3 separate regions of the Homo sapiens genome follow, and regions 2 and 3 are each linked to region 1. Evidence: read pairs that join two places in POLR2A ChIA-PET (ENCODE). Cell type or tissue: OCI-LY7. All regions are shown on one strand. Region 1 holds the start of ZNF501 (zinc finger protein 501). Region 2 overlaps ZNF660-ZNF197 (ZNF660-ZNF197 readthrough). Region 3 overlaps ZNF35 (zinc finger protein 35).

Region 1 (8,000 bases):
CTGTGTGTGTGTGCTCACACACATCACACATGCATTGCTGTCCTCTCATTCATCCCTGCAGGATTCCCCTTCCTCTTCCTTGTTCAGCCTGCATTCTCAACTTCTCTGAAAGTGAACCCCTGATGATCAGCCTCTCTGAAGAGATTAAGTAGTGACAGGTATTAGGAATTCTATAAAATTCCATATCACAATTGATTCTGAAACAATCAAATACTAAAAACTAACCCAGGTAATTTGGGATCATCCAGATTTGCACCCACAGTGATAAATAACTGGAAAATATGAAAGGAATAAGTATCCTAGACTTGGGCATATAAGTGTTACGGAAACTTACTGTCCACTTAGTCTCTACTGCTCAAAAAACAGAGGAATAATAACTCTATTTCTTTAGGTTACCTATAATCATGGCAGGCTAGTGATAGTCAAAGAGTTTCCTTTCTAAAACTTCAAATGTGATCCAGGCTGTAACTTTCACTAGGCCTATCTCACCAATCCTTCTTCATTCAGTCACCTTTACAGGTGCCTCATTGGATCTCTCTTTCTCTCCAAAACATTCACCATCTATAATTCTCTCCCTAGGCCCAACTGGAAACCTATAGGTTTGAAAACTAGAGTCCTGCTTACTGAAAGAAAGTAAGATATCACTGTTTTGTTTCAGGAAAATTAGAGAAGTGGTCCTTAAAGAAGAAGGTTTAATTGGACAGTAACTTGACTACAGCATCATGGTCCAGGTGCTGGCCCTCACCTTTGTAGCCAAAGAAATCTGAAATATACTAATCAGATTTATAAGGGGAATGAGAGAGAAAATAAAGTCACTTCATTTATTTACAATGAAAAACTTCTGTGCTTAATATAGAGCTGGTTAACATATTCTCTGGACTTTAGAAAAACAGTATGTGAACCAAATCACTGTCATTAGAGCACTCTTTGGGAAACAAAGAACTGGAGAAAGAACAAAATATTTAATTGATCATAACTAAATGATTATCAAATTTTGAAACCCTGGTGCCCTAAATAAGCCACACAGAATTAAAGAATGAATATTCAGGTGCTGCACGTCAGAGCAATCTCTTCCCTAGTTGGTGCTGGAGACACTAACACATGCTTCTTCTCTGAGGCCCATTTTTGTCTGTTTTCTAATCATGTAAATTACACAACTATATATCCTCACTTTAAAATATTTAGATAATATGGAAGTATATAAGATAGGCCAGGCATGGTGGCTCGCACCTATAATCTCAACACTTTGAGAGGCTGAGGCAGGAGGATCACTTGAGGCCAGGAGTTTTAAGAGCAGCCTAGGCAACATAGTGAGATGCTGTCTCTACAAAAAATAAAAAATTAGCTGGGTGTGGTCATGTGCACCTGTAGTCCCAGCTACTCAGTAGGCTGAGGTGGGAAAATCACTTGAGCCCAGGATGTTGAGGCTGGAGTATGCCATGATCATGCCACTGCACTCCAGCCTAGTATACAGAGCAAGACCCCTTCTCTAAAAGAAAATTTTTGTTAACAAAATAAACCTATTCCTTTCCCCAGAGATTATCAAGTTTGAAGTATCTTCCTTCATTCCTTTTTTCTTCACATTTTTCTATACACATATATCACTTGATTCTCTTTAAATAAATGAAATTGTTCTACAGGTTCTGCTCTGCAATTTGCTTTTATTTCCCACTAAAAAATGTGTCTTAGAGATCACTTCATGTTGGTACATATGGATCTATTGGGGCTGAGAGTCAAATGATACACACTGCTATATCTGTACAAATTGTTCACGACTACCTGCTTGGGCAATGCCTGTACCATACTGTTTGTTAAATATGTGGACTATCTTACCTAAACCTATCTTTATCTGATGTATTAACTTACAACATGGATATGCTATATACAAAAACAAACTCCAGTTGGTTTAAGCAACCAGATGTAAAACCAAAACTCTAAGCACATTTTTAATTCCTTTACTCTCATTTTTCCAAAATAAAAAGGTTTTTTTCTTATCATACAAAGAATGCATGCTCATTCTATTAAATGGTCAGCTACTCCGAAGAGGAAATCACTTGAAACCCAGCCACAGAAAATAATAGTATTTTAATGGACCTTCTTCTAGGTATCTCTTGATGCATATAAACATAAATACGTACATAAGTGTACATATATTATGCATACATATTAAACTAATCCAAATTCTTCAGGACACAGTCATATTCTCTTCACAGAGTTCCCATAACCTAAGAATACAATTTACCCAGAATTATTTTACTGAGTTTGACAGACACCCAGGCTCCATGTTGCCTTTTGATTGCCAGTGACAATGTCAGCTGCAATAACTTAAGCTCTTGTTCTAAACATGGCCAGAAGCCCATTCCATATTCTCTGAGGAAATACCTAATCACATTTGCAATGGGTTTTCCAATAATTTACTACCCATATTCCTTGATCCAACCACTACACCATTAAGGCATCATACTGAGCAGTTCAATAAGTGGTTTAAAGATGTGCTACCAGATGACTGTAGAGTCTTCAGTTCAGGTACTCTGATAAGAACTTAGTGCACTCTAGGACCTGTCCCATAACCAATTATTCCATAGCCGTTTTCACAGTGGGCCACCCTCACTGATTTGAGTAAAATGGTATCCATTTCTGTGTGGTCCTGCATTTTCTGCTGGGTCCACATTTAGTGGACATTGGTGGGTCCCACCATAGGTCTGCCATCACTTCTGATGGTAGTCTCACAACCACCACCATCCTGGGCTCTCTAGTTAGAGTTAACTTACCAAGAGACAGGTTGTTAGGAGCACAAGCAATACTGGCTTTTCTCCTGGGGGCTCTTCTCTTGAGGAAAGGCAGGAATTTGAGGCACTGAGGGAGGAAAAAGAGCCACTCATAAATTGCCAGCCTACTTCCTACACCTTCTAGATTCAGGGTAACTCAAGAACATCCCATCTCTAACCAAATGACCATTTTAAGTTCAAATGAAAGAATATCGTTATTATCCTAGAGGAGTATCTCCAGTGACAAAAATTAGTGAGTTGGCAGACTTCAGAGAGATGTGACAATGTACAAAGAGGGCAGGTCCTTCCTAGGACTAAGCATCTGGGCGTAAAAATTTCTTTATACGACATCAGGTTGGAGCCCAATGGCTCCCCTAAGTCTACTGGAAAAGCCATTGATTTCAAAAGTCAAATGCTGCAGGGCTACAATAGAGGGCAGTAGGACCAGTAATGGACTCAGTCAAGAGGTGTGGATTCTAGTCTCAGCTCTGCCACCAATTTGTTCAATGACCTAACACAGGTCACTCAGTCTCATCCATTTCTTATTTGTTAAATGAAATTGAAAAGCTAGATAATATTTAAAGCTTCTTGTAATATCAACATTCTACAAAGCTTTGATTCTATATACAGATGGGAAAAGAGCAAAAACCTCAAATCAAGCCCTTCCAGTCCATCTTTGATTGAATCTGTTTATTCATTTATTTGAAAAGTACTAAATGAGCTAGCCGTGAGGTGAATGGGTCTTGTTAAGAACGGGCTGAATCAACAGCAGGGAAACTTCCTGTCAGTTATCCTCCTACAATTAGAATTGGGGGAATTTCTCGAAAATAACAAGAGGATTGCCTTTGTGTAAGGAGTATCTGCTGTAAGATGTTAAGGACTCTTCATAAGGGAAAGGTTTCAAGAACCCTCCTAATGCAAAGAACACTGTATTCAAAGGCAGGAACCTGGTTTCCTGTCTAATACATCCCAATCCACTAGCATCTCTTAACTGACACTGAACAAACTGTTTAATTATTTTCAAACGTCTCTTTTATTTCCTCATTTGGTCAAATAAGCCAGCAATTATTTTCAAGCTTGCAGTCAACCTTTAATATTTAGCTCAAATGTGAAACTTCACACCTCTTCCTTGTGGGAAAATTTTGACTTTTCCAAGGCCCTTCCTCGTCTACATTCTCAAAGAATTTTACAAGTTTCTACTGTAGGACTTTCTAGTCTGATTACATTCTGTCTTCCACCAGCAAACTTACAAGTATGGCATGGGCTCCAGGACTAGGACTTTTGAACAAGTTACCTAACCTTTTTTTGCTCCAGTTTTTTCAACTGTTAAATGGAGACGATACCAGTAACTACTTTATAGGGTTGTCGTAATGAATAAGTGGGTTACTACATGGCAACTACTTAGAAGAATGCCAGCTGGTAAGCATTCAATAAATAGTGCCTGCTGTTAAAGTATTGAGTCTACATGTCTTCATACGGTACCTATTTTGTTGTTGTTAGAGAAGAATAAATAATGAAGGGAAGGCACTAATTCTTGCATATACTTACTTCAACCCGCACAACTTTGGGAAACGGCAAGGCAGGAAACAGTATTTACTTCTGGAAATCAGAAAACTAAAGTGCCCAGAAGTTCACTGACATGCTTAAGTATGTATAAATCGAACCCAGGTCCTCCGACTCCCAGCCTAGGGCTCTCGAACAGCCTCTCCTTTCTTCATGGCAAGTTTGCCCTAGGCCTCGGGCCTCCGCTCCACAGGCCCTCCAGGAAGAAAAACGCCCTGCTTCCCGAGGGAGGAGCTGGAATCGACCCGCGGCAGCCGGGCACAGCAGAAACCGCTCACCATGCGCTTCCCGCGGCGCTCCCCGCGGCGCTCCCCTCTCGCACCTTGCAACACTCAGGTCCCTGGGTGCTGCCCTGCGGAAAGGAGTAAGTCCCGGACGCGCCCAGCCGGCGTGACGTCAGCAGTCCGCGCCTCGGCTAATAACCACTACCGTCTCCTCTCTAGGAAGGTGGGAGCGGCTTCCGCTCGGTGGTTCCTTCCCGCACGCAGCTACGGGTTTCGGTGCTGCGCCGGTTAAGCCGGCACCAGAAACAACCTGCGACCCCACCTGGCGTGCGTCTTCCAGCACAGGGAAACGGGATGGAAGTCAGAAGGGTCGACCACAAGGAGCTCTTACTGTGCATCAGTTCATCCTGCAAGTCCGCCACATTTAGCTTCCTATGTTACTGTCCTTTGGGGATTCTCAAGGCTTTTCACAAAACTGGCTTCCACCTTCCTCACACACATCCTCATCTGGAAGAAAACTGACCTCTTCACAGAAACCCCTGACACCTTACTGACCCAGGATCTTTGTTCAGGTGGCCAAAAGAAAAAGTTCTGCAGGCCAGGCGCGGTGGCTCACTCCTGTAATCCCAGCACTTTGGGAGGCCGAGGCGGGCGGATCACCTGAGGTCAGGAGTTCAAGACCAGCCTGCCCAACATGGAGAAACCCTGTCTCTACTAAAAATACAAAAATCAGCCGGGTGTGCTGGTGGGCGCCTGTAATTCCAGCTACTCCGGAGGCTGAGGCGCGAGAATCACTTGAACCTGGGAGGGGGAGGTTGCAGTGAGCAGAGACTGAGCCACTGCACTCCAGCTTGGGTGATAGAGTGAGACTCTGTCTCAAAAACAAAACAAAACAAATCAAACACTGCTTTGGGCTCAAATCCCTGATTCTCAGTGTATGAACTTTGCAACTTTACCTCTCTGTGCCTGCTTCCTCACTTACCAGGTATAATAATGGTACCACAGGGTTGTTGTGAGGATTAAGTGAGGTTAATACGTGTGAATTACTAAGAACATCTAGTATTTTTTAAATCTTCAGTAAATGTTAGGACTATTGTCTGTGTCTCAAATCCCAGCTCCAGTACCTATTGTTCTGCCCTGACTTCACTGACCTTTCAGGGCCTCAAGGTAGCACACCCATCCCTTTCTACAAAACTTCAGATCTTGCTGGCTCTAACTCAGGAAATATTTGCACACATGGGCTCATCTTGACAGGTAAAGTCCAGAGATAAAGGCATGAGTGGAGAGTACCTTATTCACTTCCAAGCATTCCTACTGATCTGCAATCTCAGGACAATAGGGCTGTGTGCACACCATCATATCCCTAGTGTGCAGCATATAGAAGTGAACACTTGCTGTATAAATTAATGAGATGCAGCAGAGAAATTATCCATTCCAGGCCAGGCATGGTGGCTCACACCTGTAATCCCAGCACTTTGGGAGGCCATGGGGGGCGGATCACGAGGTCAGGAGTTTGAGACCAGCCTGACCAACATGGCGAAACCCCGTCTCTACTAAAGATACAAAAATTAGCCGGGCGTGGTGGTGTGCCCCTGTAATCCCAGCTACTCAGGAGGGTGAGGCAGGAGAATCACTTGAACCTGGGAGGCGGACTTGCAGTGAGCCGAGATCATGCCACTGCACTCCAGCCTGGGTGACAGAGCCAGACTCCATCTTAAAAAAAAAAAAAAATATCCATTCCAATCTTCAGATTGGCTGTTTTCCCAAAATGGAGTCCCTTTTGGACACAAATCAGGAATGCTGGTGCCACAGACTGAGGCCATCGCTATCTTTGGCTAAAAAGTGACCCTTTGTAAAATTGTCAGTTGACATGCCATGTAACAATAATGTTAAGTTTCCCTCTCCAGGTGTCACATTCTCAGCACTTCTTTGGAATCAGATAGCAAGTTCTTCCCTCCAGCCCTAACATCTCACAGGCCAGAGACCCTAGGTCTAATTATTCATTCCCCAAACATTAGGCTTCAAAGAGTCTCCAAATCAGCAGGGTGTAGTGTGTGGAGGACATTAAGTCTGGAGGGAGGCACCTGAGGTTACTAGAAACCGTAATCTGGAGTTTAATAGCAGTTTGGGCTGAGCTTCTTTCAATGAGGTGGAAAACGGATGGTAGGGATGGACACCAAAAACGTTCCAAAACACTAAAATAACCTTAGCCCTGATGTGGCCACTGGATAAATGAAACTAATGCCACATATCGTCAAGATTAGGTTTCTACCTTATGTAGAAAGTAGGGGTCAAAAGGTATCATCAACTTACTTGTCACCCTCACACTCAGGAAAGTCTGAGATTTTGAGAACAAAAAGCTTCTCAATCTTATACAAGTGAGCTCCTCACATCCTCAGGATAAGGAAAAGATTGGAGCACTAAGTGGTCAATTCTAGGCTGGATGCAGTGGCTCAGGCCTGTAAGGGAGTCCGAGTTAGGAGGATCATCTGAGGGCAGGAGTTAGAGATGAGCCTGGGTAACATAGCAAGAATCTGTCTGTACCAAAAAATAATATTAAAAAACTTTTTTTTGAGACAGACTCTCACTCTGTCACCCAGGCTGGAGTGCAGTGGCATGATCTTGGCTCACTGCAACCTCTGCCTCCTGGGTTCAAGCAATTCTCCTGCCTCAGTCTCCTTAGTAGCTGGGATTACAGGCACGCGCCACCATGCCTGGCTAATTTTCATATTTTTAGTAGAGACGGGGTTTCACCATGTTGGTCAGGCTGGTCTCAAACTCCTGACCTTGTGATCCGCCTGCCTTGGCCTCCCAAAGTGCTGGGATTACAGGCGTGAGCCACCGCACCCGGCCAGAGAATACTTTTTAAAAATTAGCCAGGCATGGTAGCTCACGCCTGTAGTCCCAACTGCTTGGGAGGCTGAGGTGAGAGAATCGCTTGAGCCTGGGAGGTCTAGGCTACAGTGAGCTAGGATCACGCTACTGCACTCCAGCCTGGGCAACAGACCGAAACCATCTCAGAAACAAAAAAAAGTAGTCAGTTCTATAAAAAATAAAGAGGCATATGGAATAGAGGTATGACCAATACAGGGAAAAGTAAATGAAATGCAAGGACACTGCAGTTTAAACCTCATCTGACACTGGTTGTGTGGTCTTGAGCAACCCCAACATCTTTTCTCTTTTGTTCTGAGGATCTGACGTGGCTCCATCTGTGTCCTTCTAAAGTCATGAATTAAATTTCAGTGCACAATAAGCAAGACACTCAAATTCTTTATCATCCCAGGGCCCAAAATCTCAGGAAGTGCTTCCACTTTGGTACTTTTTTTTTTTTTTTTTTTTTTTTTTTTTTTTTTTTTAAGAGAGAGGGTCTCACTCTCTGATACGCAGGCTAGAGTGCAGTGGCATGATGCTAGCTCACTGCAGCTCCCAACACCTGGGCTCAAGC
Region 2 (8,000 bases), 130 kb after region 1:
ACTGTATTTCATATTTTAATGCTATTATAAATGATATTATTTAAATTTTGATTTCAAATTGTTCATTGTTAGTATATAAAAATCAAATTGATTTTTATAAAGTTATGTGTCCTGCAACCTTCCTCAACTCACTTACTAGTTCTAGTAGCTTTTAAAAGAGATTTAATTGGATTTTATACATAGCGAATTGTGTCGTCTACAAAGAAGGACAATTTTACTTTGTTCTTTCCAACCTGTATGCCATTTATTTATTTATTTACTTATTTTAACTGCCCTGGCTAGAACCTGCAGTACACTGTTGAGTAGACAAAGTGGTGAAAGCACTTTATCTTGTTCCTGATCTCAGGAGGAAAGCTCAGTCTTTCAACATTAAGTGTGATACCAACTATAAAATTTTTGTAGATACTTTTAAATCAGATTTAGGATCTCGTTTACCCCTAATTTGCTGAGGGGTTTAAAATTTCAAAATCAATGATGGATGTTAGATTTTGTCAAAAGCTTATTCTATACCATCATAGTGACCATGATTTTTCATTTTTAGCTTGTTAATATGGTGAATTACACTGATCAATTTTCAAATACAAAGCCAACATTGCATTTTTTGAAAAAATTCCTTTGGTCTGGATGTATTATCCAATTATTGGATAGTGATTTACTAAAATTTCATATTGTTGGCTTTAATTTGCTAAAATTAAATGAATTAGGATTTTTGCATTTAAGTCTGTGAAGGCTATTGGTCTGTACTTTTATTGTAACACTTTTATTGTATTGGATCTGGTTAATGCTGGCCTCACAGACTGAGTTGGAAAATATTTCCTCATACTCAATTTTCTGCAGGAGCTTGTTGTATAAAGTTAGTACTATTTCTTCCTTAAACGTCTGATAAAATTTACCAGTGAAGCCACCTAGGTCTAGATTTTTTTGAATTTTTAATTTTTGTGGGTACATAGTAAGTGTGTATATTTATGAGGTGCAGGAGATATTTTGATACAAGCATGCAATGTGTAATAATCACATTGTGGAAAATGGGGTATCCATCCCCTCAAGTATTTATTCTTTGTGTTATAAACAATCCAATTACATTCTTCTAGTCATTTTAAAATATGCAGGCTGGGCGCAGTGGCTCACGCCTGTAATCCCAGCACTTTGGGAGGCCGAGGCGGGCGGATCATGAAGTCAGGAGATGGAGACCATCCTGGCAGGTGAAACCCCGTCTCTACTAAAAAAAATACAAAAAATTAGCCGGGCATGGTGGCGGGCGCCTGTAGTCCCAGCTACTCGGGAGGCTGAGGCAGGAGAATGGCATGAACCCGGGAGGTGGAGCTTGCGGTGAGCTGAGATGGCGCCACTGCACTCCAGCCTGGGCGACAGAGCGAGACTCCGTCAAAAAAAAAAAAAAAAAAAAAGCAATTAAATTATTATTGACTTTAGTCACCCTGTTATCAAATACTAGGTGTTATTCATTCTTTCTATTTTTTAAATACCCATTAACCATCCCCACTACCCCCACCCCCCACTACCCTCCCCAGCTTCTGGTAACCATTCTTTTACTCTCTATCCCCATGAGTTCAATTGCTTTGATTTTTGGATCCCACGAATAAGAACATAAGATGTTTGTCTTTCTTTGCCTGGCTTATTTCACTTAACATAATGACCTCTGGTTCCATCCATGTTGTTGCAAATAAAGGATCTCATTCTTTTTTATAGCTGAATAATATTCCATTGGGTATAAGTACCACATATTCTTTATCCATTCATCTGCTGATGGACACTTAGGTTGCTTCCAAATCTTGGCTTTGTGAACACTGCTGCAACAAACACAGTAGTACAGATATCTCTTCAAAGTACCAATTTCCCTTGTTTTGGGCATATGCCCAAGAGTGGGATTGCTAGATCATATGGTAGCTTTATTTTTAGTTTTCGTCAGAACCTCTAAACTGTTCTCCATAGTGGTTGTACTAATTCACATTCCCACCAACAGTGTATAAGGGTTCCCTTTTCTCCACATCCTCACCAACATTTGTTATCACCTGTCTTTTGGAAAAAGGCCATTTTAACTGGACTGAGATGATATGTTATTGTAGTTTTGATTTGCATTTCTCTGATGATCAATTATGTTGGGCACCTTTTCATATGCCTTTTTGCCATTTGTATTTCTTCTTTTGAGAAATGTCTACTCAAATCTTTTGCTTATTTTTAAAATCGAATTATCAGATTTGTTTTCTATAGAGTTGTTTGAGCTTGTTATATATTCTGGTGATTAATCCCTTGTCAGATGGGTAATTTGCAAATATTTTCTCCCAATCTGTGGGTTGTTCCTTCACTTTGTTGCTGGTTTTCTTTGCTATGCAGAAGCTTTTTAACTTGATGTGATCTTGGGCCTAGATTTCTATGTCTGTGGGGGAAGTGTTTTATTTTTTATAGTTATAGCACTATTCAGCGCTATCTATTTTTTTTCTAAAGTGAGTATTGGTAGTTTGTGTCTGTCAGGGAACTGGCCATTTGATCTAAATTATCAAAGTTATTGGCATAAAGTTGTTTATAACATTCCCCCATTATCCTTTAATTGGTGTAGAATCCATAGTGATGTCACCTCTTTTAATCCCAATGTCGATACTTTGTGTCTCTTTTCCTTTTTTTTGCTGATCAGTCCTACTAGAAGCTTATGCATTTATTTATTTTCTAAAAACCACTTTTGGCTTGATTTTCTCTATTGTCTTCTTGTTTTCCATTTTACAGGTTCCCATTTTGATCTTTATTATTTCTTTTGTTCTGTTTACATTGGCATTACTTTGCTTTTTTTATTCTAGTTTCTTAAACTTTACTCTTTTCCTTTATTTTTTTTTAACACTGAGATAGGGTTTCACTATTTTGCCCAGGCTGCATTTGAACTCCTGGGCTAAAGTAATTCTCCCACCTCAGCCTCCCAAGTAGCTGGGACTGTAGGCATGCACCACCACACCCGGCTACTCTTTTGTGTGTGTGTGTGCGCACGCGTGTGTGTGTGCGTGTGTGTGTGTGTGTACATACAGTCTATGATACCATATTCTAATGTAGATATTTAGTGCTATAATTTCCCTCAGCTAATGTTTTAACAACATTCCATAATTTTTTTTGAGATGGAGACTTGCTCTATCACCCAGGTTGGAGTGCAGTGGTGTGGTTATAGCTCACTATAGCCTTGAACTCCTGGGCTCAGTGATCCTTTCATGCCAGCCTCCCAAGCAGCTAGGACTACAGGCATGCATCCCATGTCTAGCTAAATTATCTTTTTTTTTTTTTTGTAGAATCAGGGTCTCACTATGTTACCCAGGTGAGTCTTGAACTCCTGACCTCAAGCAATCTTCCTACCTTGGCCTCCCAAAGTGCTGGGATTATAGGTGTTAGCCACTATACCTGACTATAACATTTTTTTCTTTTCTTTCTTTCTTCTTTGTATTATATTGAGACAGAATTTTGTTCTGTTGCCCAGGCTGGAGTGCAGTGGTATGATTATGGCTCACTGCAGCCTCAACTTCCCGGGCTCGAGTGATCATCCCACCTCAGCCTCCGGAGTAGCTGGGACTACAGGCATGTGTCACCACGCCCAGATATATATAGTGTTTTTTTGTAGAGACGAGGTTTTGCCATGTTGCCCAGGCTGGTCTCGAACTCCTGAGCTCAAGTGATTTGCCTGCCTCAGCCTCCCAAAGTGCTGGGATTACAGGCGTGAGACACTGTGCCTGGCCAATAACTTTTTTGATCAGCTATAATTATTTGTTTTTTAATGATTGCTTTAGGATTTATAGTGTATGTCTTTAGCTTATTCGTCTGCCTTCAAGTGGTATTATACTACTTCCTGTACAGCAGTGGCATATAGCAGTGGTTCTCATTTGGGGGCAATATTGAGAGATATTTTTAATTGTCATGACGGGGTAAAAGCCATTGATGCTGCTAAACATCCTAGAATGCTAGGATAGCCCCTGCCACAAAAATTATCTGGTCCAAAATGTCAATAAGGCCAAGGTTGGGAAAAATTCATATTTCTATCAGGTGTCATTTTTCTTTTGCCTAAAAGACTTACTTTAACATTTCTTATAGTACAGGTCTGTGAGTGATCCATTATTTTAGCTTTTTAATGTCTGCAAATATGTTTTGCCTTTGTTCTTGAACTATATTTTCACTGGTCTGGAATTCTAGTTTGGCTTACTCTGTTGTCCAGGCTGGAGTGCAGTGGTGTGATCATGGCTCACTGCAGCCTTGAGCTCCTGCATTCAAGTGATCATCCCACCTCAGCCGCTGGAGTAGCTGAGATTTTTTTCTTTCAGTACTTTAAACATGCCGCTCCACTCTCTTCATGGTTGCATTGTGTCCAGTGAGAAATCTGTTGTGATCCCTGTCTTCTTCTCCATACCTAATGTCTTTGTCCTCTGGTCATTTTATTTTTGAATGTTTTGAGCAATTTAATTATAGAGTAGTTTTCTTCACATTTATTCTGTGGCTTACTGTTCTTCCCGACTGAGACAGTCCCTTCTGAGTACTCTACCTAATGCACAAAGCAATGCAGTGTTTTCAGTCCAGCTTGTGAGAACAGTCACTATTCCTGGCCATATTTCTATGCCTGACACCATTCCCTCTAATCCTTTGGGATGGTTCTTTCTTTGGCCTCAGATAAGTTTTCCTCATACGCCAATCAGTACTCTGTGGAGTATCCTAGGGGACCCTTCAAAGATCCCCAGAATTCTCTGTGCAGGTCCCTCTCCTCCAGAATTCTGTCTTGTGAACTCTATCTGCCTTGGTCTCCTTAGATTCTCAGTTGTGTCTTCAACTCAGGAACTTCATCACACAGCTACACCTGGGTCTCCCATCCCTGTGTAGCTGTCTGGTAACTCTCTCAAGACAATAAGTTAGGACATTTGTAGGGCTCATCTCATTTGTTTCCCATCTATCAGAGATCATCATATTTTGTTGTTGATGCCCAATGTCTTAAAAGCTATTATTTCATCTATTTTATTTGAGATTATTTCAAGCAGGGGTATAATTCTGGTTCCTGTAACTCTTCTATGACCAGAAATAGAAGACTGTCCTTCAGTTTTCTTCATATCTAAGTATTTTCCCTTTTTTAAATTAAGTTTTCTTCTTAACCCAGGAATTCTTTAGAAATGCATTAATTTCCAAATGTATTTTAATTTTGACTTCTATCTTAATTACATCATGTTCTGTGCAGAGGGCATTGTGCCACACTGTCCGGATTCCTCTTCAGATTTTCTCCCCGCAACCACCTCACTAGAGGGGCAGGCCAAAAGCCTTCAAATGTCAGCCTTCTCTGGGAACTATCCTCAGCTTTAATCTACCTCACCCACTTTAAGCCCAGGACAAATCCCACAATCCTCCTTGCTGTCTTCCATTGCTGCTGGCTGACTTTTTTCTAATGCATACTTTCACTGAGGGTGTAGCCCTGTAAGCATCTGGGCTTCTTGTGGAGACCTGTGCCAACTTTCCCCCTCTTGCAAGCCCAAGGACTCAAATCCTCTTCTGCATGGCTGATAAAATTCAAGTCCATTGGATACCAAATCACCAAACTGCCTCTTGGCAACCAAAGACAGCATCCACACACTTACCTTTCTAACTTCCATTTCATCTTCATTTTTGGCTCTAAGGATTTATTTCACTTTCTTGAAAATACTTTAAAAGGACGTTTAAATTTTATTCAGCATTTCTGTGTGTTTGTAGCCAAAGGGCTTTATGAATACCCAGCTTGTCATGTTGTTTTATTCTTTCTTTTTTTTTCTTGAGATGGAGTCTCACTCTATCACCCAGGCTGGAGTGCAGTGGCGCAATATCTGCTCACTGCAACCTCTGCCTCTCGGGTTCAAGCGATTCTCCTGCCTCAGGCTCCTAAGTAGCCGGGATTACAGGCGTGCGCCACCATGCCTGGCTAATTTTTGTATTTTTTTAGTAAACGGGGTTTCACCATGTTAGCCAGGCTGGTCTCAAACTCCTGACCTCAAGTGATCTGCCTGCGTTGGCCTCCCAAAGTGCTGGGATTACAGGCGTGAGCCACCGCGTCTGGCCTATTCTACTTTTTAAAAACATGCTAAATTCTGTGGTTAAACTAACTGCGAATGTGACAGCATTTTCTTTCTGACTCAGTTAACTGCTGATTTGTCATATGATTGTACAAGCTTTGGTATAAGTCTCAATAATTTTGTAATTTGTCACAAATCTTCTGTGGGAAGAGTCTTCTGTTCTTCCAAAGGAAAATGGATAATCAGTATAAAAACAGTCAACAGTCATGTAAAGAGTCAAGGCTCCTGGGCTGGACACAGTGGCTCACACCTGTAATCTCAGTACTTTGGGAGACCAAGGTGGGAGGATTGCTTGAGGCCAGGAGCTCAAGATCAGCCTGGGCAAGCCAACATAGTGAGATTCCTTCTCTACAAAAAAAAAGAAAAAGGAAAAAAGAAAAAAACCTCAAGGTTCCTAAAGGAAAATTTTATCTGATCCCCATTGCAAAGTTTTGTTTTATTCCAAGGCCCCACTGTAGATATGCTGATTTGGTGGGCCTGGGAAATTTATCTGTAGGTGTAAAATTACCTCTTGTGAATCCCAAACTTGGAATCCACTAGCCTTGGTTTCAGAGATTGGTCACAGCTTTTGTATGTCTGTAATCCATATAGTCAAGTTGTGCCGTCTGGATTTGAAATAATCAGAGAGAGGAATGGGAACTAGTCAGGTCCTGTAACTATGCTGCACAGAAAGGAGTCTGCCATCTCTTTTTAACCCTCTCAAACCTACCTTCTGGAGCAGAGAGGGACTTCAGAGAACATGGCTGGTTTTTATACAGCCATCTGAGGTCTGCACAGCAGTAGGGGTATGAAGCACGTGTGTGGCCAGAGAGAGGGTATGGCACATAGCCCTCTCAAGAAATAACAGAAGGAAAATTTCTAATGGCTAGAGAGTGCTTACTTATGTATTACTAGTGTGAAAATTACAAACTTCTTGTAGTGTTTGAATGAGAAACCAGCCAGAATCACTTCTTTATTCTAAAAACAGCCACTATGATGGTTAATATTAGGTGTCAACTTGACTGGATTCAGAGATGCCTAGATGGCTGGGGAAGCACTGTTTCTGTGAGTGTCTGTGAGGGTGATGACAGAAGAGAATGACATTTGAGTCAGTGGACTGGGAGAGGAAGACCCACCCTCAATGTCAGTAGGCATATCTAATCAGCTGCCAGCACAGCTAGAAGAAAGCAGCCGCAAGAAGGGGGATAAGAAGCTTGCTGGGTCTCCTGTCTCTTTCCATGCCAGGTGCTTTGCTTCCTCTCTTCCTGCCCTTAGACATTCTAAGTTCTTCAGTCTTTGGACTCTGGGACTTGCACCAGCAGCCTCCTGGAGGTTCTAGGGCCTCTGGCCTCAGACTGAGGCTGCACTTTAGTTTCCTTGGTTTTGAGGCTTTCAGACTTGGACTGAGCCACACTACCAGCTTCTCTTTTGCCAGCTTGCAGATGGCCTATGGCGGGACTTTGCCTTAAGCCAATTCTCCCTAGTAAAATCTCTTTTATATATACATACATCCTATTCATTCCATCCCTCTGGAGAAAGAACCCTAATATAGCTACTTAAAGAAAAGCAGATTGAACTATTTTTTTCCCACTCTGAACAAAGAAAGTAAGCAAAAAGAAAAAAAAAGTGATATTTATAAGAATAGCAGACGTTTATTGAAGGAATTATCACTACTTCCTGCAAAACAATTTCATGACTCCAGTTTTATAACATCAGAGGCTATTAAAGACAGTCTGGCGACTAAAAACAACTGACAATATGGGCATCTTTTAAATTTTATATTAAATGGAAAAAACAATCAAGAAAGGAAGTCCTGCTGAGGGTACAGAGCTGCAATGAAATTTAGTCTTAAGGGATTTAGATTCAACAGCTACTAATTAATCCTAATTACTCAGTTACTTAAAGCTGTTTTTTACTTCAATTTTCTTCCAAGTAATACCTAACACAGGACGC
Region 3 (8,000 bases), 66 kb after region 1:
AAGTAGGGAACCTAGTCAGTGTCAAGGTAGCCTACGATAGCCAGGTAGCCTGCTATGAGTTGGGTTGTCTCCTCCCTTGTCTCCAGCCCTTCCCAACATCAGAGAGGCATTAGCCACTGTGAAGACAGGGTAGCTCCAGAGAGCTGCAAGGAAAGCAGTGCCTCTCGGACCTGGGCCTGGCCTCATTTGTCATGTCGTAGGTCTCACCAGGATGTAGAGGCCCAGACTTCTGGCTTGGGAATTTGCTGCTTGATCTTCCGTGTCCCTTAAGGTCTGCTCATTTTATCTTCAAAACATCACATCTATTCCTTCTCCTCTGGCCCCCTTCTAGTGGCTGGGTCAGAATCCCACTGTCTCTCTTGGGCTCTGAAAAAAACTGCCAATATGGTCTTCAGGATTCCTTTCTCCCCTCACCAGCTCAGCCTCCACTGTCCAGCCAGAACAATGTCACAAATATATATTCTTCTGCTGAACTCCTTCACCTGGTATTAGGTTCTTGGTAACCATAAAATGCTAACAATGGATAAAAATAGGGACCTTACTTCTCCAGACCCTTATTCTATTATTCCCCACTACCCATTTCACACTTCACAAGAAAGTCTCACCACTCTGAACAAGCCATGATCTTTCTCTTTTATTAACCTTCCCCTCCTGATCATAAAAGTAATACAGGCTCATTGTAGAAAATGTAGACTGCTGGAAATTTAACCACAGTTAACCCCCAATTTCTTTCTTTCCTATGCATGTGCATCTCAGAAAACTCAGCTCTCTGTACAGTGTTTTATTTTGTACTTTGCATCATTTATTTAATATTACTGTGTGCTATTATCATATCACTATTCTTTTAATTATGACCTTTAGTGGTTGCACAATATTCCATAGTATTATAACTTATTTAATCATTCCCCTATTGTTACTTAGGTTAGTCACTTTTTTGTGAAATGAGTAACATCGACAAGTATATAAATCATTGTACAAATATTCATTCTTAAGACAGCTTTCTAAAAGTGGTACTGCTGTATCAAAGGATATCAACATTCTTTTAAAAATGGTTTAACTTCCCCTAAAATAACAATGAGTAAAAATGGTTAAAATGTGTAACGATGAGGCTGGGCGTGGTGACTCACGCTTGTAATCCCAGCGCTTTGGGAGGCCAAGGTGGGCGGATCACCTGAGGTCAGGAGTTGGAGACCAGCCTGGCCAACATGGTGAAATCCCATCTCTACTAAAAAATACAAAAAACAATTAGCTGGGAGTGGTGGCATGCGCCTGTAATCCCAGCTACTCAGGAGGCTGAGGCAGGAGAACTGCTTGAAACCGGGAGGTGGAGGGTGCAGTGAGCCAAGATTGCCCCATTGCACTCCAGCCTGGGCAACAAGAGCAAAACTCCATCTCAAAAAAAAAAAAACTATAACAATGAGATAAAAGGAACAAATTTCTAGAAGATGGAAAATGAATGATGTGGTAACTAAGACAGCTGGGTGGAGGGAGTAACAGCTTGGAACTCTTGCTGAGGGCTATCCAATGGAAGGAGGTAGCTGATCTACCCTGCCCAACCCCGGAGACTTGGAATTTTGAAACCCCAGGTACAATGAAGGCTGGGAGGCAGAAGTGGATCTAAAAATAAGGGCATTAAATGGAAGTCTGTAATAACACTTGGCTTCCTTCCCTCCACTTCTAGAAAAGCACTTAACAGCATCTAAACCCCAGACAAAAATATCAGAGGATTTTTGCTAATTAAATGTAAGAGCCCAAGGCAAAATATTCTGTATTCTGGCATTTAGGGTTCTCCAGGGAAACAGTGGGCAAATCTCACTCCTACACACAGAGGTCTCAATTAGGCTTTTAATTCACAGACACACTCACGTGCACACGCACACGTATATGGGTGTAAGAATCACATTTGAGGAAAGTCTAATGAGAGTAAACAAGGTAAACAGAGGGAAAAAAGGACCCAGTGGCAGGGGCATGAAGGGAATGAGATAATTCATGTGACAGAAGATACTTTTAAGAAAAGGCTCTCAGAAATTAAACTAGTTATTGTTAAAATTATTACTGTTAAAAATATTATTCATTAGAAAATAATCAAGGTACTCTTCTCATAGTGGCACAATACAAAGAAATGGAAATAATGAATGCAGCTAAGGATCAATCCACAAGGTCCAACATTTGATTAGCAGGAACAGGAACTCTATAAAGAGAAAAAACATGGAAAGGGGGAATAGTCATATAAATAATGAGAAAATTTCCAAGAGTAGGAGTACCTGAGTCTGTAGATTGAAAAATTCCACTGAGCATTAGGGAACTGAATACATCAAAGATAAAGAAGAGACTTTAAAAGCTTCCAGGCATAGGGGTGGGAAAACAGATCACTGTAATGTAAATACTATTTACTGATTGTCAAATAAATAAGTATCAGATTGGAATCAGGCATCTCATTAGCAGCAGTGGATGCTGTAAGTCAGTGAAGCAGTGGCTACAAACTTCTAGGGAAATTTTTCAACCTAGAATTCCAGAGCCAGCCAAACTACCATCAAGTGAGAGGTCAGAGAAAGACACAGACACTCAACAACTCTGCCTTCCATGTACTCTTTCCTGACAGGAGACTTGACATGTACTATAATAAAATGATGAAGTAAATAAAGAAAAAGGAAGACACAGAATTCAGAAACAGTTGAGTCCAGTGTAACAACAGAATATAGGCAGAAAGGTCATCAAAAACAGACTAGAGCAGGAGGCTGAAAGCAGAATATACAGAGAGAAAAGAAGTGAATTCAACAGAGTATTTAATTGAATGGAGAATTTGAAAATGACTGTGAGTGTGTGGAAAGCAACCAGTACAAGGTAAAAAGAAAGGCAACTAGAAACTTCCGTAAAAACAAAAAGCTGATCCCAAAAGGAAATATAAACACAGTAAGCTAAGATCTGCAATCAACAATATTCAGATGGTTGTAATAATGTTCATGCTGTTTATTTTCAGCTTTTGAAATCAATCAATAACCAAACATAAAATCCTAACTGGTTACAGAATAGAATTTAAGAATTATCAGACTTGACAATGTAAGAGCCAACGACGTGGAAAAGGGAAAGGGAAAGGAAGGGAAGGGTCCCTCCAACATACCACAAAATGGAGAATTGAGATATGGTTTATAGTTAATATAATAAACTAGATATGTAAATATAATAATTATTTTTATAAAATTCTTGCTCCTTATAGAAATATAGAAATTGCTAAAACAAACAAACAAAACCCCTCTTAGTAAACCATAATCCTATTATCCAGAGTATATGGGTTTGAATGTAAGCCTGGAATTAACCGTCAGTATGGCTGTAAGTCATTTAACCACTTATAATATTTTCTTTTTTCCTTCAGGTAATTTATCTATATACTTTTAAATAGTATATAGTATATATAAAAGCAACAGTATATGAGAACTGTATTATATACACAATTTTTAATCCAGACTTTTTCACTTTAAAGCAAAAAGGTAAATCTCTGGACACATAGCATATCATGCACTTGTATATGCGTATTAATAAATATACTTCTGAATATGCCTTTAACCATAACGCAGTCAGGGGTTTCCCAGAGATGGAACTTGAACCAAATATAAAAAGAAACTAAGCTTGCAAAAGTAGAAGGGGACTGAGTGGGAAGTAGTGATGAGGTATTATAGGCACTGAGAAAAGTGTGAGCAAAGGCACAGAGAAGAGCAAGCACGTGCCTCTAGGCTGCAGTAAAAGGTGCCTGAGAGTGAAGAGATGAGGCTGGAAAGAGATTATGAAGAGCTCAGTAAATCATGTTAGGGATCCTGATATTTTTCCCATAACAGACATGACAACAGGGATAGTGGACCAGGTTTGCTTTGGCAGTCCAGAATCTAGCATGACGTTCACCACAAGGGAACACAAAATGTTTTTGTAATGAATGATGCTTAGGAAGGCAGAAATAGCTTCTGGACATTCAATCTGCGTGCCCCAGGTGGTGGGGATAATGTCATTTGATAAGGGAAGGAATCTAAGAGAAAAACAAATTTTAAAGGTTTAAAGAATGTCTGGGCAACATTCTTAGTGATTCTGTAACCTAACCTCATTTAAAAAAAAAAAAGTCACTGGTGATTATGTAATACACCCCAGATTCAACTTTAGGCTCTAAATGTATGTATTGTCTTCAGGAAGCCTGCATAACCTCCAAGTAAGCACAAGATTTAATCTGCAACGTACACTTCTTAGGGGAAGAGGATCCATAATCTTCCCAGGATTCCCAAAGGGGCTGCAACCCCAGAAAGGTTGCAGTGCCTACAATGGATGAGCAAGTGGAGAGGTGACAGACGTGGGAGAGGGACAACTACCTGAGACAGGGAGGGGATACAGAGCAGGTGAACAATTAGCTTTGTCCAAAGACACCTCTTCCTAAGCCTGGTGGAATTTATGGCTGTGTTTGAGTGTGTAACTTCGTGTTAGGGATTGAAGTCTTTCTCCTGTGCTCCCAGAGTACTGTACGTGATTTCGCCATCAGTTTTGCATCACTGTGCTCCACTTAATACATATCTGTTGGTCTCATTTGAGGATGAGGACAGATTTCCTGGCCCTACTCTTAATGCCAATCACTAGGCCTGCAACAGAGCTCTTAGCCTGACAGCTAAAAGTCTGATAGCTCTCAGCAACTTGGGAAAATGGGGCTTCAGAGTTCCCAACCACTCCTAGCAAGACTACCCAAAAAAGATGGGAGATGAGCCCAAAGAATAGGAAACTAAGCAAACTGACAAAAGGTGGTCACTCCTCCCTTATAAAACATAAAGAAAATGGCAGGCTGCAATTTATTTTGAGGACTGGAATCAGAAGGCAGAGTTATTAGCTGGGGAAGGATCTGATCTGTCTAGTAATCAATCCACTTGGCTCATATGATTTGTGCAGAATCAGAGGCCCTGAACCTGGATGCAGATTTGTGGAAACTGAGATCTGAAGAGGAAATCCAAGTAGAAATGTAAAAAGTCATAATACATACCAAAAGCATGTTATGTAAAACTTGGTTTGCTCATATAAATGTTTGGTATATTCACTTAAATACAAATAAAATAAGCTAGGTGGCAGAATCCTCTAACATCCAATGGTTGGCAGAGGCACTGATGGACACCTAGTTCAGCTAGTGTAAAGTAAGTCTCCTGTTCTGCTAAAAATACATAGAATGCTTTGCACGTACAGATCCTTATACTGGAGCACCCCCACCCCCTCCACCTTTGATCACACACATTCTTGGCCTGCAGCCTTTACTTTTTGCTACAGTGGCTCATAACCTTTGCTTGTCATTGTAATCCCCTCCAGAGTTTTAAAAAATACAGAGGTCTAGAAATGGAAATTTTAAAAAAGTGCCCAATGTGATTCTAACATGAAGCCAAGGTTTAAAACCACTGCTTTACTGCAAGGTTGGGTCAGTGAATCTCAAACCTAGTTTTGCATCATAATCCCCTGCGTAGCTTTTCTGAACTACCTATGAGTGAAAATCACAATCATCCATAACTGAATATTATGAGGATAAACATATGTGATGGTAGAATGGTTTAACTGTCTTAATGGTCATAAATCCCAGCAGGTATTCTTTAAGCAAAGTAGTTTCTGTCTCTTGGTGGGTCAAGGTCACAGAGTTTTCTCAAATCTTCAGACCTGCTCTCCTGATATTCTCAGCTTCCTGATAAGGCAGGGGGAAAAAACTAACTTGTTCCTACTCTCAGCAGAGACAGGGGGTGGTTTATTTGGGTCTCTCCATTCCATCAGGGAGACTGGAACAGTCACTGTTAGGATTGGTGAGGGCATGAGTATTTGATCCTACTTTTGAATCCTTTTGATTTCTTGTATTTGTGTCTCTATGATTTAGAGTGAAACTGGGAAAGTAAGTTGCATATGTTTTGGAAAAAAAACTAGAGGAGGGAGGAAAAAGGAAATTAATAAGCTTTCTTGTGTATGCCTTCTGTATGTGAAAGTGCACTGTAGGCCAGGCATGGTGGCTCGTGCCTGTATTCCTGACACTCTGGGAAGCCGAGGCAGGTGGATCACCTGAGGTCAGGAGTTTGAGACCAGCCTGGCCAACATAGTGCAACCTCGTCTCTACTAAAAATACAAAAAAGGCTGGGCGCAGTGGCTTACTCCTGTAATCCCAGCACTTTGGGAGGCCAAGGCAGGTGGATCACGAGGTCAGGAGTTCAAGAGCAGCCTGACCAACCCCACTGCTACTAAAAATACAAAAATCAGCTGGGGGTGGTGGCGTGCACCTGTAATTTCAGCTACTCAGGAGGTCGAGGCAGGAGAATCACTTGAACCCGGGAGGCGGAGGTTGCAGTGAGCCAAGATCGTGCCACTGCACTCCAGCCTGGGCAACACAGCAAGGCTCTGTCTCAAAAAAAAAAAAAAAAAAAAATTGGCCAGGCGTGGTGGCATGCACCTGTAGTCCCAGCTACTCGGGAGACTGAGGTAAGAGAATTACTTGAACCTGGGAGGCAGAGGTTGCAGTGAGCCAAGATTGTGCCACTGCACTCCAGCCTAAGACTCCATCTCAAAAACAAAACAAAACTAACACACAAAAGAAGTGCTCTGTAAACTAGAAAACACTATGTGATTAATATTTAGTCTTGCAGAAATGTGATAATAAATGCATGGGACTTCTGCATGAGAGCTGCATCAGGCTCAGCATTTATGATAAATGCTCTTGCATGCCCTGAGGCATTGGAACAGCATGGAGGGACAGAGCCAGAAATCAGGAGACCCAAATTCTAGTCTTAGGTTTGCTGATTTCTGGTCACAGTGCCTAAGGCACACTCCAAACATCTGTCACATCAGCTTCCTCACCTGAAAAATGGGACTACACACCCCTTTCTTTGTCTCCCCTACAGGTCTGCATGGGGATTACAGGTGTTTGGCAAGTGGCATGGCAGAACAGAGAATCTAGATTCAGGACCTGGACTTGGATATAAGCTGTCACTTGTTACTTGGCCTTGCACTAAATGACCATTCTCAGGTAAATGGGCAACCACCTGTTTCAGTGTTGTAAGGACTGAGGTAGGTGATCTATGTGAAAGCGTGAGATACGTGCCAGGTATCATGATCAATACATAAGGGTACACAACAAAGAATAAAAGTTCTATATAAATACAAGGCAATATTATTACATAACTCTACCTATTGCATAGTTTTATAAATCATTTTTCCAGGAGTAAAGGCTGAATGGTAACAAAGATATCTTACCTTGGCCAGTTTCTTCATCCTTCTAAAAGTTTTTCATATTCCAATACCTCTGAATTTCTCAAAAAATCAAATTAAGACCTTAGGAATCTTATTTCCACCTCCCCTCTCCCATCACTTTCCCTCTTTGGTCTTCTCAGAATGAGAAGAGCTCCACTATTTCTTCTAAACACCATCCAGAATGTGAGAATGAAACCCAAACTGAGACCCCTGGCTGGACTTGAGCAGAATGACAGCAGAGACAACTGGGGCATGCCTCTAGGCAAGCTTTATTCTTTGACTCCTTCATCCAGGAAGGGGCTGTTAGTTGCATCTCACCCAAATGGAATGCGATGGGAATTGGGGGCTTGAGTTGTTTGGAGAAGGAGCTGTTGATCTTGGCAAATGAATATAGCTGGTGTGTGGTGTCCATCAATCCTTGAGTGCTTGGCCATGGAGACTAGGGAATGGTCAGAACAGACCCAGAGGTCCCCAGATCTTTACAATACCAAGGTTCAGGAGGTATAGACAGTAAGGAAAAAGTCCATTTCCTATTTCTGTCCATTTTCAGTAAAGTTTTTGTTTTGACTGGCTTTTAAAAAATTACCTAGGAAATGGAAAGCTTATAAACATTCGTAAGTGAATTGTTGAACTGCTACCCCAAGTGGTTTCCTTACCCAGTCACCACTTAACCAGAAATATTAGAATACACGGTTCAACCAGAATTCAACCAGGCAGATAACCTGCCTGTTGCTCAAGCAATCATCAGAGTTTTAAAAAACAAA

The links. ChIA-PET counts read pairs that join two places held together with the same protein. Peaks named below come from ENCODE experiments on the same cell type or tissue, not always from the same donor. Only the 100,000 strongest peaks of a DNase experiment are listed, where the experiment ranks them.
Region 2: POLR2A ChIA-PET joins it to region 1 with 5 read pairs; 2 of 35 experiments call an interaction of 5 or more read pairs at or near these places.
Region 3: POLR2A ChIA-PET joins it to region 1 with 5 read pairs; 2 of 35 experiments call an interaction of 5 or more read pairs at or near these places.

The regions. Positions count from the first base shown.
Region 1 is chr3:44,726,332-44,734,331 of GRCh38, reverse strand. It overlaps ZNF501 (zinc finger protein 501), which reads right to left and starts at 4,697. Exons shown (of 3, transcript NM_001258280.2): 1 at 4,317-4,697; 2 at 2,772-2,856; 3 at 1-135. LOC105377056 (a long non-coding RNA gene) reads left to right here and starts at 4,806. Exons shown (of 3, transcript XR_940788.4): 1 at 4,806-5,540. RefSeq lists an enhancer at 4,817-4,886. In OCI-LY7, no CTCF peak of the experiment used is centred here; a DNase peak (open chromatin) is centred at 4,741; H3K4me3 peaks cover 1,401 bases.
Region 2 is chr3:44,599,374-44,607,373 of GRCh38, reverse strand. All of the region lies in intron 2 of ZNF660-ZNF197 (ZNF660-ZNF197 readthrough), which reads right to left. It overlaps ZNF660 (zinc finger protein 660), which reads right to left. Exons shown (of 3, transcript NM_173658.4): 3 at 7,680-8,000. The region is part of intron 2 of ZKSCAN7-AS1 (ZKSCAN7 ZNF cluster antisense RNA 1); the gene reads left to right. Among named protein-coding and RNA genes, the nearest start is that of ZNF660-ZNF197, 18 kb to the right of the region's middle. In OCI-LY7, no CTCF peak of the experiment used is centred here; no DNase peak of the experiment used is centred here.
Region 3 is chr3:44,660,274-44,668,273 of GRCh38, reverse strand. It overlaps ZNF35 (zinc finger protein 35), which reads right to left. Exons shown (of 4, transcript NM_003420.4): 4 at 7,483-8,000. It overlaps ZKSCAN7-AS1 (ZKSCAN7 ZNF cluster antisense RNA 1), which reads left to right. Exons shown (of 3, transcript NR_157564.1): 2 at 6,888-7,012. Among named protein-coding and RNA genes, the nearest start is that of ZNF35, 16 kb to the right of the region's middle. In OCI-LY7, a CTCF peak has its summit at 6,921; no DNase peak of the experiment used is centred here.